Regions from separate parts of the Homo sapiens genome. Here region 1 is linked to region 2. A link is a loop called in an ENCODE intact Hi-C map of the cell type or tissue named here. Cell type or tissue: HepG2. All regions are shown on one strand. Links, peaks and the distances in the headings refer to the core of each region. The heading gives the core; the rest is flanking DNA. Region 1 overlaps LOC107987338 (a long non-coding RNA gene). Region 2 has its middle 290 kb from the start of TTTY16.

What was found. Hi-C counts contacts between places; a loop is a spot of excess contacts. Peaks named below come from ENCODE experiments on the same cell type or tissue, not always from the same donor. Only the 100,000 strongest peaks of a DNase experiment are listed, where the experiment ranks them.
Region 1: a loop joins it to region 2, with 5 times the contacts of the local background. A loop is called at or near these places in 1 of 110 quality-filtered maps.

Annotation. Positions count from the first base shown.
Region 1 is chrY:7,463,889-7,472,240 of GRCh38, reverse strand. All of the region lies in intron 1 of LOC107987338 (a long non-coding RNA gene), which reads right to left. Among named protein-coding and RNA genes, the nearest start is that of TTTY16, 230 kb to the left of the region's middle. In HepG2, for the core only: no CTCF peak of the experiment used is centred there; no DNase peak of the experiment used is centred there.
Region 2 is chrY:7,410,547-7,418,898 of GRCh38, reverse strand. No RefSeq gene overlaps it. Among named protein-coding and RNA genes, the nearest start is that of TTTY16, 290 kb to the left of the region's middle. In HepG2, for the core only: no CTCF peak of the experiment used is centred there; a DNase peak (open chromatin) is centred at 3,478.

The DNA.
Region 1 (8,352 bases), core at 283-8,282, 53 kb before region 2:
CGTCAACCTAAATCCCTCGCATGTGCAGTTCACAAAAGGGTTCACGCTCCTATGAGGATCTAATACCACCGCTGATCTGCCAGGAGGTGGAGCTCAGGAGGTAAAGTGAGTGATAGGGAGCAGCTGTCAACACAGATGAAGCTTTGCTCACCCACCCGCTACTCACCGCCTGCTGTGTGGCCCAGTTCCTAACGGGCCACATGGGGACCCGTGTTTTAACATATATCATCTCTAATCTGTCTCCCCAAATCTCTGAAGATTATTGTTCCCAATGTACATCAAAAGACCCTGTAGGGGCAGAGATGTAAAAGCATCAGCCTGATATTCTGTTGCTGGCATATATCATAGATGGTCATCAAATCCTGATTTTATACAGTTGCATAAAAGACATAATTCTAATATATGATAGCAGGGTAAGGTGCCTATAGTTAGCAATAATGTATTGTGTATTTTAAAATAGCTAGGAGATTTGAAATGTTCCCAACACATGGAAATGATTAATTCTCAAGGTGACAGATATTCCAAATAATCTGGCCTGATCACTACACATTCTATGCAAGCAACAAACTGTCACATGTACCCCATAGATATGTAAAATAGTATGAATCAATAATAGAAAAAAAGGTAAATGCAAGCAAGTTTCTCAAAAAAATTATCAGTTTCTTCAAGTATCTGGTATGGTCCTTAAACTCACAACTCCTGTGCAAGAAGTCAAGCTCGATTTTGGCTAGGGTTTGTGGGGTGCCTGATGTTTAGTTTGAACACCATCCAATTTCACAGGCATTTTTTGATATATTCCATGCGTCACTCTTCTGCAAATCATTTGGTCCTAAGCTCACCATGAGCTCCAAAGGGTGGGAGCGTCCACGGGAAGGAAGGGCTTCTCTGGGGTGATAAGCATTGCTTTGCTCAGAAGCAGCCTGGGCAGATGGAATTCTGGACAAAGGATGCCAGGACATGAAGGGTTTTCTTCCAGCCCCAAACTTAACTCTCCTGGTACGTTATACTGCAAAGAAGGCTGAAATACAAGAAAATGGCCAATGAGGGGATGCGTTGAGAATGAGGCAAAGGACTCTGGCTTTTCCTTTTCCTGAGATAGCTGGAAGAATTTGAAGGATTTTGAGCATGAGAGAGGTGTGAGCAGAGATGAGCTGCTCAGACAGAAGTTGGCCTGTGGTTTGGGGTCCTCTAGACAGGAAAAGATTAGAAGCAGGGACACCATTGGTAATCAACAATTGATCGCCAAAAATTCACCCAATCAAAATGGCAGGAAATGACCTCAGAATACCTTGGATGCTGAAGGTGCCCTGTAAGTGTTAGTCAAATTGAATATACTTTGGATCTGGAGGTATAAATTATATATTATGTATAATAGGTATGTCATATATATAAAATATATATTTTAATAATATATCTTAAATATTATTGTAATATATAATACTTAAATACTATATGTAATATATAGTATTTGAAATATTATATTATAATAAAACACAAATTACATATTATTTCATATTATATATTAAATTGCGATTACTCTTAATGGCAGAAACCACAATTACTTTTGCACCAACCTAATAATACGTAATATATAACTATATGATATATAATATACCATTATATGTCTATGTATGTTATATATAATATACTATGTAACATATATTCTATGTAATATATACTATGTAATATATGATATTATAATTAAATGTTATGTGTAATATATATCATATACATAATATAATGTAAATGTCATATATTATATAGTATAAGGTGTTATATAACATATGGTGTTATGTCTATGTATGTTATATACATTATATACTATGTAATATATATATACTATGTAGTATATATTATAATTAAATGTGTTATATGTAATATACATCACATACCTTATATAATATATATGTCATATATTATATTGTATAAGGTGTTATATATTATATAACATATAGTATTATAAATTATGTAATAGATAATATAGATAATTGCTGAGTCAGCAAGACCAACCCTTCTGTTTCTCCTCCTCCTCAACCTCCTCAACATGAAGACAATGAGGATGCACACTTTTATGATGATCCACTTCCACTCAATGAATAGTAAATGTATTTTCTGTTCCTTATTATTTTCTTAATGACATTTTCTTTTCTTTAGCTTACTTTATTGTAAGAATAAAGTATAAAATGATGTAAATTATATATAATATATAGTTATATTTTATAAATATATTTTATACCATACATAACATTTTATACTATTTTATTATTATATTATTTTATTATTTATACTATTTTAACTATATTATATACATTTTGTATATTTAAATTATTACATATTTATAGATAACACATTTTAATAACAATTTATTATCTATAACATACATATACAAATAATTATGTATAATACACAATATAATAAATAATGAAATATTTATCAATAATGGTCACTTCAAAACACAAAATCAAAATTTTTATCAGATGTGTTGTCAGGAGGCTGTTGTAATTAAGCTCTGGATGGAATTGACCTATCTTATTGGGCACAGGTGGAAAGACAGAATGCATTTTTCTATTAATATTTAACCAAGATCTATTGTGCTTATAATACTTGCAGCAGCAACAGCATCAAGAGCACATGATCCCTGTCCTCAGAGTCACACATCAGCCAAAAGCTCACACAAAGTAAGATGCTAGGGATGAACTCAGAAAGTGCTATGAAATAATAGCCAGGCACGGTCACGGGTGCCTGTAATCCCAGCTACTTGGGAGGCTGAGGCAAGAGAGTTGCTTGAACCCAAGAGGCAGAGGTTGCAGTTAGCCAAGATCATGCCACTGCACTCCAGCATGGGCAACAAGAGAAAGACTCCATCTCAAAAAACAAAAAATTAATTAATATTAAAAGAATTAATTAAAATTAAAAGAAAATAAAATAAAATTAGTATTAATCATAAATCACATAGCGACAAGCTTCCTGGAAGCCAAAGGAAAAAAGTGAGACATCTTCTGCATTATGAATCACACATTTCTTTGGTAAGAAATTAAGCAAAGCTTTTCCAGTCATATCTGAGTCATTCATACCAAAAACGTCTTCAACAGTACCCCCACAGTAAAGACAGGATCACAACTTAAAAGTGCAATCTGTTACAAATATTCTCATTTTAGAGCTCAGTGCACTATAAGAAAGTACTGCTCAGCAGTAGCAATTCTGTGGAGAACTACAACAGAAGTGAATTCAGTTTTTGGATGGTCCAGATTTTATTTTACTGAAAATAAAATCTATGCTATCCAGGACCATGAGTCCTTCAAAACATGTTCCTCCAATAGCGTGTCTCTCAAGTAATTGCATTTTAGGATCATATCGTCTGGCAGAAGCATGGACAACCTGCATTTTTCTGTGGTTGTTTAAGGGCATGTGCATAAACCCTAATGATCGAGGATGAGAAGAGCATGGTTACAACCCTGCAAAGGAAGGTTCATGGCAGAATGGCTGCTGGGCTTCCTTCAGTGCAGCTAGTATGTTTCTTAAAAATGAAAGTCCTCTCCACTCCTATCTATCTATCTATCTATCTATCTATCTATCTATCTATCTATCTATCTATCTAATGTGTCTATCTGTATTTCTATCTATCTCTATCTGTATTTCTGTGTTTCTATCCATCATCTATCATGTATTATCTTTTTATCTTTCTATCATCTATCATCTGTCTACTTAACACCTATTATCCCTCTATCATCTATCTATTTTTTTCTGTTTCTCTATTCTCTATCTCTACCTTTGTATTTTCATCTCCTACACACACACACACACACACACACAACAAATCTCCAATCTTCTGCTCCCTTGGGCAATATAGTTAGATCATTTCATTACAGGAAGTGTGTCCAAGGAACACATAGAAGTCACTGGTCCCAACCACAGAAATATTTCTACCACAAAGAACATGGATTGAGCAATGCAGTCTCTTTGTGAAGAATGAGGATCCATTTTACACAAAAGAAAACTTAAAATAGCCAGAACCACTGTATGGATTTGCTGTGCATACACTCATTTCATCTTGGTGACCATCTACCTAAAATAATTATATGTATTCTCAAAAATTTATCATAAGCCACTGTTAGGACAATGGCTTCATTGTAGGAACCACTGTCCATTGATTCATCACTTAACTGTAGTAAAGTTGACCTTTGAACAACACAGGTTTGAACTATGTGGTCCACTTAGAAGGGGATGGGATTCTCTTCCACCTCTGACACTACCGAGTCAGCAAGACCAACCCTTCCCTTCCTCCTCAACCTCCTCAATGCGAAGACAATGACGATGCACATTTTTATGATGATCCACTTCCACTCAATGAATAGCAAATGTATTTTCTGTTCCTTATTATTTTCTTAATACATTTTCTTTTCTTTAGCTTGCTTTATTGTAAGAATACAGTATTTAATACACATAACATATAAAATATGTGCTAATCGACTGTTTATGTTATCAGGAAGGCTTCCACTCAAAAGTAGGTTATTATTAGTTCTGTTTTGGGAGAGTCAAAAGTTACAAGTGGATTTTTTTTTTTTTTTGAGCGGAGTTTCACTCTTGTTGGCCAGGCTGAAGTACAGTAACTCAATCTCTGCTCATTGCAAACTCTGCCTCCTGGGTCCAAGTGATTTGTCTGCCTCAGCCTCCTGAGTAGCTGGGATTACAGGCGCATGTCACCACTCTTGGCAAAATTTTGTATTTTTAGTAGATACAGGGTTTCACTATGTTGGCCAGGCTGGTCTTGAACTCCTGAGCCTCAGCCTCCCAAAGTGCTGGGGTTACAGGTTGTGTAACCGCAGCCTACAGGTGGATTTTTTACTGCACTGGGGGTTGGCACCCCTAACTCCCACATTGTTCAAGAGTCTACTATACATTAATGTACTCTTGGGGTGTGTTTGTGTTCTCCAACACTATGAGTGTTGGAGAAGGTATGGAATTTTTCACCTCCTCTCTCCTTCCTGTTATGGAAACAGGGATGCTGACTCCTGGGCTATTTCCCATGGTGACATCAATTAAATTGGGTCTCAACTCCAGAAAGGAGAGGAAACAGTTTAGTACATGTCAGATCGTATTGGATGACCACATCACCAGTTCAATAAAAAGCCAAATTTAGCCACGACAAAAAACTCATGAATCTCACAAAGGCAGGCATGAAAAGACTCATTGCAATGGGTTTAAGAAGAAGGTGACTTTACTGTAAATTCCCACTCACTCAAAATTCCTGTGATTGGGAAACTCATGCAGGTGAAATTTGTCTTCTGTCCTTCATCTGAAAGAACAATTACACAAATCCCAAATATCTGCTTAAAAGGTGTGTTGGAGGCATTCTACAGAACCGTTATAAGGTTGAGTAGAATTAAGTATCCAGTGCAATGGACATCTATAATGATCATTCTGAGTTGCTGTGAGATAGTGTATAGAACAATAACAAATTTGAATACAATTAAATATAAAAGTAAATATGTGCAATGGTGACTCAAGCTGGGTATAATGTAACCTTGATTTGGAAATAGCATATCTGAAATGAAAGAAACAGAAGAATGCTATGTCTCTGCTCCATCTCTTACAGCTATAACTTCTTCCTGAAGCAACTTATGGCTCTATCATGTGGTTTTCATACGAAAAATGATAAGAGCAGAATATTTGAACTTTCTTAGCTATTATGCTCAATGGATGAATGTATAGATAGATAGATAGATGATGGATAGATAGATTAGATAATTGATAGATGATAGATAGTAGATGGATAAGTAGGTAGATGATAGAGATGAGATTTTGATAGGTAGGAAAGTAGCTAGATAGAAGATAGTTGGATGAGTAGATAGATAAGTGATGGATAGATAAAGATAGAAGACATAGATGATGATAGTTAGATGATAGATGGATGTAGATGAATAGAGAGATGATAGATGAGACAGATGATAGACACATAAGATAATAGATAAGTGGATGAGATAAATGGATAGATAATAAATAGATACATAGATGGATACAGAGCGACATGAGAGTTGAATAGGTAGGGAAGTAGGTACACAGAAAGCTTGATAGATGGATGAGTAGATAGAAGACAGATGGATAAAAATGGAAGAGACAGAGATAGATACGAGATAGACAATGATAGCTAAACTAATAAATCTAATAGCTATTACATATGATATGAATTTATACTTATACTCACATACACACAGTTGAAGTTTGCATGTAGAGGAATAGTTAGATGTTAGCAATTTGTATTGAATTACAATTGTACTTCACGTATTTAAGTGTCATAAGCCAAATTCTAAATAACCTAATCCTTTTAAAATTATCAGTTCACTAGAATCCTGAGTTAAAAAGAACTTACAACCCTCCAATTCTAAATAATTTCTCAAGAGTAATGATGCAGTTGAGAGAAACCCCCAACCTCTCTGAGAGAGGAAACTTCTCCACTGCATTCCCTGGAAATAGGCACTCTTTGGGGCTCTCATTTGCCTCAAGATAATGATTTTGTTCTCTTTGTTTGCTTATAGGGGGAAACAACTATGTTATAAATCAAAGAGTTCTGGCTTTGTGCACTGCATCTGGAGATCCGACACATTTGGAATATTATTTTTGAAGTTGACCTCATTCATCTGTGTCGGCCTTGGCAGAGGCTGTGGTTAGATGCTAGTTCTGCTCACATAGATATGCCACATGGAAAAATATAAAAGTATTTTCAACAAACCAAGAAGCGGTGACCCAGATATAAAGAATGAGCATTTGTTTCCAGTGTCCCCTGGTGACTCACTTCACTCTGTCATTGGTTAGAGCTTTCCCGTTCTGAAGCACAGCCCCGGCAAACGTGGGGTTCTGGAAGGACAGAGCTTGCCTGGGAGATGATTCAGGAATCAGACAGGGGGTGGGTGTTCAGTAACTGTATCACTCTACCCTCAGCATGAGTTAGAAAAGGATTGCACTCCAGCTTCTGCTGCGGGTCTTCATTCTCTGCTGTGTGGTGTGTGTGTGTGAGAGAGAGAGAGAGACAGAGAGAGAGTCTTACTCTGTTGCTCAGGCTGCAGTGTAGTGGCAAAATAGGTCACTGCAGCTTTGACCTTTGACCTGCTAGGGTCAAGCTATCCTTCTGCCTCAGCCTCTGGATTAGCTGAGACTACAGGCACAAACCATCATACGCCTAGCTAATTGTTTTGCATTTTTTGTAGAGACACGGTTTTGTTACATTGCTAAGGCTGATCTTGAATGCCTAAGCTCAAGCAGTCTACATGCATTGGCCTCCCAAAATGCTGTGATTACAGGCATGAGTCACCACACCTGGCCACCATTCTCTGCTTTTCACTTGAGTAAATGCATTTACAAGCAAGGGTGAGCTCTGAGAAAGAAAGCTCTTGCCCAATTCCACAAACTGAAAAAGGATGAGGGATGAGTATTCAGGATACTGAGTATCTTGAATATAGTGGAACATCTGGGTTTTGGTTTTTTGTTTTTGAGACAGAGTCTCGCTCTGTTGTCCAGGCTAGAATGCAGTGATATAATCCTAGCTCACTGTAGCCTCGACCTCGTGGACTCAAGTGATCCTCCCACCTCAGCCTCCTGAGTAGATGGAACTGCAGGTGTGCAGCAGCACACCTGGCTATTTTATTTTTTTAATTTTTGTAGAGACGTGTTCTTACTATGTTGCCCAGGCTGGTCTCAAACTCCTGGGCTCAAGCTATCCTCCTGCCTTGGCTTCCCAAAATGCTGGGTTTACAGGCATAAGCCACCACTCCCAGACCTGTTTTTTTCTAATATCCTTGCCTTTGACACTCATTTGTTAGGGGAATGCATTTATTCCTTAGGGGTGCTGTAACAAATTGCCACCAATGTAGAGGCTTCCAGTAACGTGCATATTGAAACTGCCATTACTTTTGCACCAACCTAATACATACTCTCATGGTTCTGGAAGTTGGAAGTCCTGAATCAATACCACTGAGCTGAAGTCAGGGTTTCTCCACGGTTGTGCTCCCTTGGAAAGCCTGTGGGGAGGATCCTTCCTTACCTCCTCCAGCTTCTGGCAGCTCCATCGTCATCACTCTGATCCTCAAGGCCAGCCTCTCTGAATTCTCTCTGTGCTCTGTCTCACACCATCTTCTACTCTGTAGGTGTGTCAGGTCTCCTTGTGTCTTCCTCACATTAGGATCCATGTCTGGCAATTTAGGAGTCACCACTGCTCGGTTTGTTGAAAGTACTTTTATTTTTTTTCCATCTGGCATATCTAGTTGAGTGGAACCAGCATATCCCCCACAGCTTCTGCCAAGGCCAGCCCAGATAGTGAGGTCAGCCCCCCAAAAATAATTTTGTAAATGTGTCAGA
Region 2 (8,352 bases), core at 223-8,222:
GGGGTAGACAGTCTGGAAGTCCGTGTTAATTGGTGTTTTACTCAACTCCTCTATAGAATATGTCTCTGGGACTGTGAATTGATCAATCAATGCAATCAACACCAATAGTATGTAAGATTTCCTTCACGAAATCTCATGGAGGAAGACCCATGCATGCCCAGCATTAGAGAATGGATTTTATTTGCACACAAACGCATAGAGAACAAATAGCGTGAGGACATACATGTGGTAAAGGAAGCAAGGTGTGGGGCCGGCGCGTGGAAAGACAAGCCACTTAGTGTGGGTGTTGTGAAGGGCGGGGTAAGAAATCATAAGTCATGGAAGTAGGCAGGGGCGCATGTTTGAGGACCTTACCACAAAAGCAGGAAGCATGCACTTGATTTGTTGAAAACCAGAAGCCATTGAAGAGTATTGATGGAAACCTTAACAGGACCATGTGAAATCCCATTGTATTACTAATAATGTAACATGAAATTGAAGGTGCCTAACTGCTCAAGAAAGAAAATCATCCGTCATACTTTAACTCTGAGAGGAATGAGAGGTGGGCACAGACACGAGTGGGCTCAGCCCGTGTGAGTGAGGGGAATTGAGGAATCACTGGGGTGCGCGTCCTGCGTCTCGACTGCATGTTTGCTGCAGAGCACGTTTTTCTTTCTTGCCTCCATTGGGTTTTCTTCAATTGCGTTCAGTATATCTTCTGGAACTAATCATGCCCTGTGTTGCCAAGTCTCTAAAATGTTAAGATCCGAGCAAAGTCAAGCGGCTTACACTAGGCTTTTTTATAGCTGTGTTTGAGAACGTTTCCGAGTGGACCAGGGCCTCGAGGAGCGTCTTTTTCAGCAAATTCAGCAGATGTGTTCAGCAGTTCCCTCGGTTTTGTATTTGACACCTTCATTTAAAATGCTAAGATGCAATATCATTCACTTCGAAGTAGGGAAAATGCAGAATTGTGTTTCCTTTTCATCCATGTGATTCCCTAAGAAACAGGTTTTTAAAATATGTGTTCTAAATTTTTTTTATTCTGTATTACTGCTTTGGCCATGTGGCTTTCATGACTTTCATTTTACCAGATTCTCAGCTCCCTGAAAGGTGGGGATGAGAAGCTCTGGAATTACAGCAAGGTTTTTGTTCCATGAGCACAAAACTGTATCATTAACATTTTTAATGGTATGGATTTTATACCATCTGTGTATGTTTGCAAATATTAAGTTATTACATTTTAAAATGAGTGTTTTTCATCCTAAATTTTATATGTTTGCAAATTTTTTTAAATAAAATTTCAAAACCAAGTTTTAGCACCTAAAAAAAAGGGACACTGTTTTCCCTGTTATATTTAAATATATATAAACATATACATATATTTATGTATAAATGTATTTATATTTATAAATTGACAATTATATATAAATATGTAGAATTATATAATATTTCTATGTATTTATAGACATAGGTATGTATATATACTTATATTTATAAATTTTACATAATTACCAATAATATATATTTTTATTTGTGTAAATGAAATATCTACATTTATAAAATTGTATAAACTTTACACAACTATAAAAACATTATTTATACTATATACTTATATATAATTTAAAAATATATAATTGTATATTTATAACATTTATAAATTTATATATATATATATTTTGAGACAGGGTCTCACTCATCTAGGCTGCAGTGCAATGGCACAATCACAGCTTAATGCAGCCTCAACCTCTGGGGCCTCAGTTGATTCTCTCATCTCAGCCTCCCCAGCAGCTGAGACCACAGACACTCACCATCATGCCAGCTAATTTGTATTTTTTTTACAGAGATATGGTTTCACCATGTTGCCATGTCAGGTCTCGAACTGCTAAATATATTTTAAAGTATTACTTCTACACTGAATCTTAAGCTATTGTAGACAGGTTTTTGCTTTCTTTAAGCTTGTTTTGTGTTTTGACCTCTATTGGATCAGCCATGACACTTGAGACATCTTTTGAAAGTGATTAGAAGTCCAAGCTCCTAATAAGAAATTGTAACACTGCAAAGTCTTGAAAGCATTTTAGGATTCATGCATTTATTCCTAGACAGAATTAGGAAAAACATGGCTTGGCCTGAGTTTTTTTCCTAGTCCTATTGTTCTATAAACCTATGCAAACATATTCCGTTCCATAACTTGGGAGGCCAACCAAATTTCAAAACAGGTACCTATAACTCAAGCCATGCTGATTTTAGTGAACACTGCTCACAGGCCTTGTGGGAGGTTTGACTGTGTGTTTGCTACATTGCCTTCCAGTTCTGTGGGTTTATGAGCAGGTGCAAACACAGCTAAGAATGCAGGCTGCTTGTGTTGTTTCAATGTCACATGTTTTGAACGGTGAAATGTATGTTCTTTGTGAACTGAGGACACATGCCAACATGCTATGGTTCTTATTTCCCTTTGCTTTAAGGAAATGATTCTCATATGTTAATATGTTGAACATGGAAGTTAACGTATTTAGCACATCCTATATCAAAACCATTAAAAAACTGAGAGAAAATGCTAAAGGGAAATAATTGTATTCCAAACAACTTGCCTTCTTCTATCTCTATAAACCTTTTTATTTATTTATTTTTAAATTTTTCTGGAGACAGGGTCTCATTCTTGTCACCCAGGCTGCAGTGCAGTGGCATAATCATAGCTCACTGCAGCCTTGAACTCCTGGGCTCAAGCAATCCTCCTGCCTCAGCCTTGTAAGTAGCTAGGACCATTGGCATGTCCCACCATGCCCAGCTATTTTTTTCATTTTAATTTTTAGTAGAGATGGGGCCTCACTATGTTGCCCAGGCTGGTCTAGAACCCCTGGGCTGAAGCCATCTTCCCACCTTGACTTCCCAAAATGTTGGGATTACAGGCATGAGCCATGCTGCTGAGCAATATTTATAAACCTGATTCTACATAATTGTATTTTTGAAACCCATACCTTACATATTTGCTTGTTTTCATTGCATTTATTAATCATTTCACAAGCCCCAAGGAACTTCCTATAGGTTAGATGAGCAAAAGCCCAGTTAACTTGGGCAGTCTCTCCTAAATGTTCCCTTCTTGAAAGAAAGAAGAATGTGCTGTGCTTGAGAATGCAAGAACGTTTTCCATCCCTAAAAACCAGCATTACTGGTCATAGATGACTCCTGTACAAATAGCCTTTTGAAATGTTTTTGTGGATTTCAGTTTTTGTATTGATAATATCTAGCAATGCACGCTTCTTTCTGCAAATGAGAATCCACATTTTCAGATTTTCCGGCGTAGGGAATTCATTCAAGTTTTTGTGCAATTGGGAGCCTTCCGCAACATCGATGAAAGATGTGTGCAGGCTTCATGCCCTAGTGTTGCAATTGATAGGCAAACAGATGGTGCTGCGGAAGCCATTCTTAGGTAAATAAAATCTGTGGTAACAACACAAAAGCCAAGGTGGGGAAATATTTGAAAGCGGCCTCTTGGATATTGGGGCTTTCTGTTTCAATATGGCCTTTGCCCCTCCTAAGATGAGTTTGTAATAAACTCAGATAGATGCCCTTGTCTGAACAAACCACACCTAGGATTTGCAAGCCACTGACCATCACCCATTGGTTGGAGGGGGACAGCTGTAGGAGACAGCTGTTTGCGGTTAAAGGCATAAACCACATTTATATGTTGTGAAATCATTTTTTCAGGGATCCAGCCCTGGAGCTCTTTTTCCCATGGTCTTCATTTCAGTGTCTTGGCCCACAGAGGTCACTGCATTGGACACGCCAAATTACGTCTATATTGCATCAATTTGGATAAAAGAATATTCTTGAAAATTTTTTTTTATTTTTCTCTTTAGCAAATTGCATGTGTTGAAGTAATTTCCCCTTTTGTTTTCATTATCATTAGCAACCTTTTAGCCAGAGGGATCTCATTAAAACTTGTCATATTTTCTGTTTTGGGCATAAGAGTGTAATGGGATATTTTCCCATTCATCTTGTCTGTTATTTACTGTTCAAGAAAATTACCTTTCCTCTGGGAACAAAAGAGGAGTGGCACAGTGTGAGCCAGAAGGTTGGACAAAGACAGGATTATATAGGGCTTTGTGAGACTTGGAAAAGTGTTGGTAGTTTATTGTTATTTTATTATTATTATTATTATTATTCTAAATGCAAAAAGAAGAGATTATAGAGAGTAACTTATGATTTCAAAGGCTTTGATGTATTATGAGTGATGAATAGTTTGGAGAAATTTATAATGAGAGGAACAGGCAGTTCTTCCAGTACAGCCAGGAAGCTGAGGATGCAAGCTTAAACTAAAATGGTCAGAGTGGAAATAAACAAAAATGAACTCATGAGATATATATGTTTGAAGGCAGAATGTTTCATCAGTATGTTGTTTATTTGCACCATAGAATTTTTAAAATTCTGTTATTTATTTCTTTTGGAGTTGAACGTTTTATAAAAACTGTAAAAGATTTAATAAAAAATATTGGAAAAGGCCAGGCACAGTGGTTCATGCCTGTAATCCCAGCACTTTGGAAGGCCGAGTGAGGCACATCAGTTGAGGTGAGGAGTTCAACACCAGCCTGGCCAACATAGTGAAACCCCATCTATACTAAAAATATAAAAACTAGCTGGCTGCAGTGGCACATGCCCATAATACCAGCTACTTGGGAGGCTGAGGCAGGAGAATCACTTGAACCCAGGAGGCAGAGATTGTGGTGAGCCACGATCACACCACTGCACTCTACCATGGGTGACAGAGCAAGACTCTGTCTCAAAAAAAAAAAAAAAAAAAAAAGAAAGAAAGAAATATTGGAAAAGCAGATAGCACTAAGAAGCGTTGGTGCTACTTCTAGAGCAAATAAAATTTGTCTCATTCTGGAAATAAAATGTCTTTTCTAAGTTAAATTAAGAGACAAATGTTTGGGGCTTTCTACTGTATTTTGGGCACTGAATAAAAATAAGAATACAATTTCCATATGTAATATAAATAAACATTCATGTAAAAATATGAACAAACTTCTAGGTAGGATGGTAGCAGGAGACTGGGCATATAAACCCACAGATCTCCAAGAAAACCCATGTCATTAGGCAGAATGCCACAATATTACCCAAACTTCACAGAATTTACCCCATTCAGAATTTGGCAGAAAGAAAATGAAGGGTTATGGAGAAGTAATCTGCAAACCACTTTCCTCTAATCCTAAAGAGCAGTAAACCAGTGCTATGGTCTGAAAGTTTGTGTTACCCCAAGATTCAGATGTTGAAATCTTAATTCCCAAGGAGATGGTGTTAGGAGATGGGGCTTTTGGGAGGTCATGAGATCCTGAGGGTGGAGCTATATGAATGAGACTAGTGCCCTTATAAAAGGGACTCCAGAGAGAGCTCCTTTGTCCCTTCCGTCATGGAAGGACACAGCAAGAAGGCACCATCTCTGAAGGAGAGAACCTTGATCACATACCAAATTTTCTGTCACATTAATCTTGAACTTCCAGCCTCCAGAAGTGTGAGAAATAAATTTCTATTGTTTATATATTTCCAGTCTATGGAAATTTATAATTGCAGCCCAAATGGACCAAGAAAGCTGGCAGAGTTGGGGGAAATGCAGAAAAGAGAAATAAAATGGATTCTCACTAATGCCCAAGGAATTGCAATGAAGGATTGACCATGGGGTGAACATTCACACAATCAGAAGACTAGAAAAAGAACAATGGCTCAGGTGCTGTCATTCACACCTGTAATCCTAGCACTTTGGGAGGCCAAGGAAGGCAGACCACTTGAGGTCAGGAGTTTGAGACCAGCCTGGCCAACATGGTGAAACCCTGTCTCTACCAAAAATACAAAAATTAGCCAGGTGTGGTGGCAGCGCCTGTAATTCCAGCTACTCAGGAGAATTGCTTGAAACTGGGAGGTGGAGGCTGCAGTGAGCTGAGACTGTGCCACTGCACTCCAGCCTGGATGACAGAATGAGACTCTGTCAAAAAAAAAAAAAAAAAAAAAAAAAAGGAAAGGAAAGAAAAAGAACAATGGTTTTCTGAGTTACTTCCACTCCACTAACCTTCCTTTTTAACCAATCCTGTCAACAGAGGAAAAACTACCGCTCATCCGAAAGAGGGAAGAGGACTCCGGGAATAAAGACAAATTGCTATTTCTGAAAAGGTTTATTGTGAAAGCATGCAAAATTTACTAAATTATGGTGAAATGCATAGACAAGAAAACCTACACTGATGTGGATAAATTTTCTTAGGAAGTGGCAAATGTCAGATTATATCCTGCAGAATATCAAGGCTGAGAAATGGAAGAAAACTCAGGAAGTTCAAAATCAAGAGAACAGTTTAATGTAATGAAATAATAGGTTTGTTGTTCAGCAAGAATATATAAAAAAAAGTTATCCCAGAAGACAAGTATATTCAACCAAAAGAAATCACAAAAAGAAATAAAAGTTTCTTGAATTGATGGAAGACCTAAGTCAACAGATGAAAGCAGCCCAATGAATTTGAAGATATGACAAGATGCATTAATTTTGAAACCTTAAGGCACATGATACAAGTAATTATGATAGAAAGGCAACATTTTAAATTCTAAAATAATGAGCTAATATGCAAGTTCACATTGATAAACTCTGGATAGCGAATGGGAGTGGCTGAGGATTTTCACACTCAGATGTCTAGCCAGTGAGTTAATGGCTGAGGCAGTGTGGGCTAAGGAGATGTAGGTGTAAATGCTAATATTTAGAACTGCATGCTGAATCACACTGAATCAATTTTAACTGACAGTTCTTACTCCAGGATGTCAGCCAGAGATGGTGGGATTTTTTTAAGGGAAATCACCCAATACAACAGTTTTATAATTCACAAATTCTTATTACATTTTGGAGAATTCAGCACTTCAAAAACCACATATATAGGCTGGCAAGCCCTGTTTTGCCCACAACTACTGGGTAATGACCTCAGCTCTGCATATCTGCCTCCCCCAAGCCACACACATGTAAAAAATGCTCAGCTTCTTTCCACTTGATACACACTCCCCTGTGCATTTCCTCTTTTCTCCTGTTTTTGAAGGTTGTACCATATCTTCATGTATGTCCCATGATGTCACTCTTCTGTTGGCTTTCTCCGTTCCCCATCTGCCACCTAAATTTGTAAGATTAGGACCAGCAGAGACAGAAGAGGGAAGGTGATATGGCTAGGCTTTGTGTCCCCACCCAAATCTCATCTTGAATTGTAATCCCCATAATTCCCACATGTCAAGGAGAGACAAGGTGGGTAATTGGATTGTGGGGATGATTTCTGCCATGCTGTTCTTATGATAATGAGTCAGTTCTCATGAGATCTGATGGTTTTATAAGGGGCTCTTCCCCCTTCACTCAGCACTTCTCCTTCCTGCCACCTTGTGAAGAAGGTGCCTGCTTCCCCTTCCTCCATGATTGTAAGTTTCTGGAGTCCTCCTCAGCCATGTGGACTGTGAGTCAATTAAACCTCTTTCCTTTATAAATTACCCAGTGTTAGGCAGTTCTTTATAGCAGTATGAAAACAGACCAATACAGAAGGGAAGAAAGGTAAACCTAACATGTGTATCCCAGTGTCTATGTCAGGAAATGCATCAGAAGGGAGCAGAATTGCCATCCCTAATAGAGCCAAGGAATTTGGGGGTTGTTGCCTGGCAGCAGTCCTTGAAAGAGGAGAAGGTAAATGGGAAAGAACCTCAAATAGAGAGATCAGGATGGCAACAGCACCCCAGGTCTTAAAGAAAAAGAACCATGGAGTGATTCCCCTTGACAGGAATAGTGAAGGGAGTTTTACAATCAGCAAATTCTGGTGTTCGTGTTGTGATGTCTATGGTGCTCTCACTGTATTACTAACAAGAATGTAATGTCTACAGGTTTAACAAAGAAGGGACAAACAGAAACAAGGGGAATGACGAAGGCAGGCTTCTGAACACAGATAGTATGAAGGAGGAAGGAAGGGCGTAGTGGTTGCGCCAAGAGGCAGAATTTGGAGAGAACGTGTCTTGGAGAATATAAGTGCCACTGCTGCCAAAATCCGCTTCCAGATAGCCTTGGAAATATTGGGAAGGTCATGAAAAAGTCCCTGTTGCAATGGAATGACTTCAGATCTTTTATCTGGGTAGAAAAGGGAAACGTGACCTCAAGTGATTGAAGAGCTCTAAGCACTCAGGCAACACTTCCCAATGCCAATCTGATAAAATCCCCTCTTGGGACTCTGTAGATGGTTCAAAATAAAATCCCAAGTTTTTTGTAAGACACCCAAGACTTTACTCTTCAGTCTCCTCTCTTTATGTCATCTTGATTTTCCTCTATTGGGCATCCCCAACAGGAGAGATTTCCTCTCCATCACCCACAGAGGACAG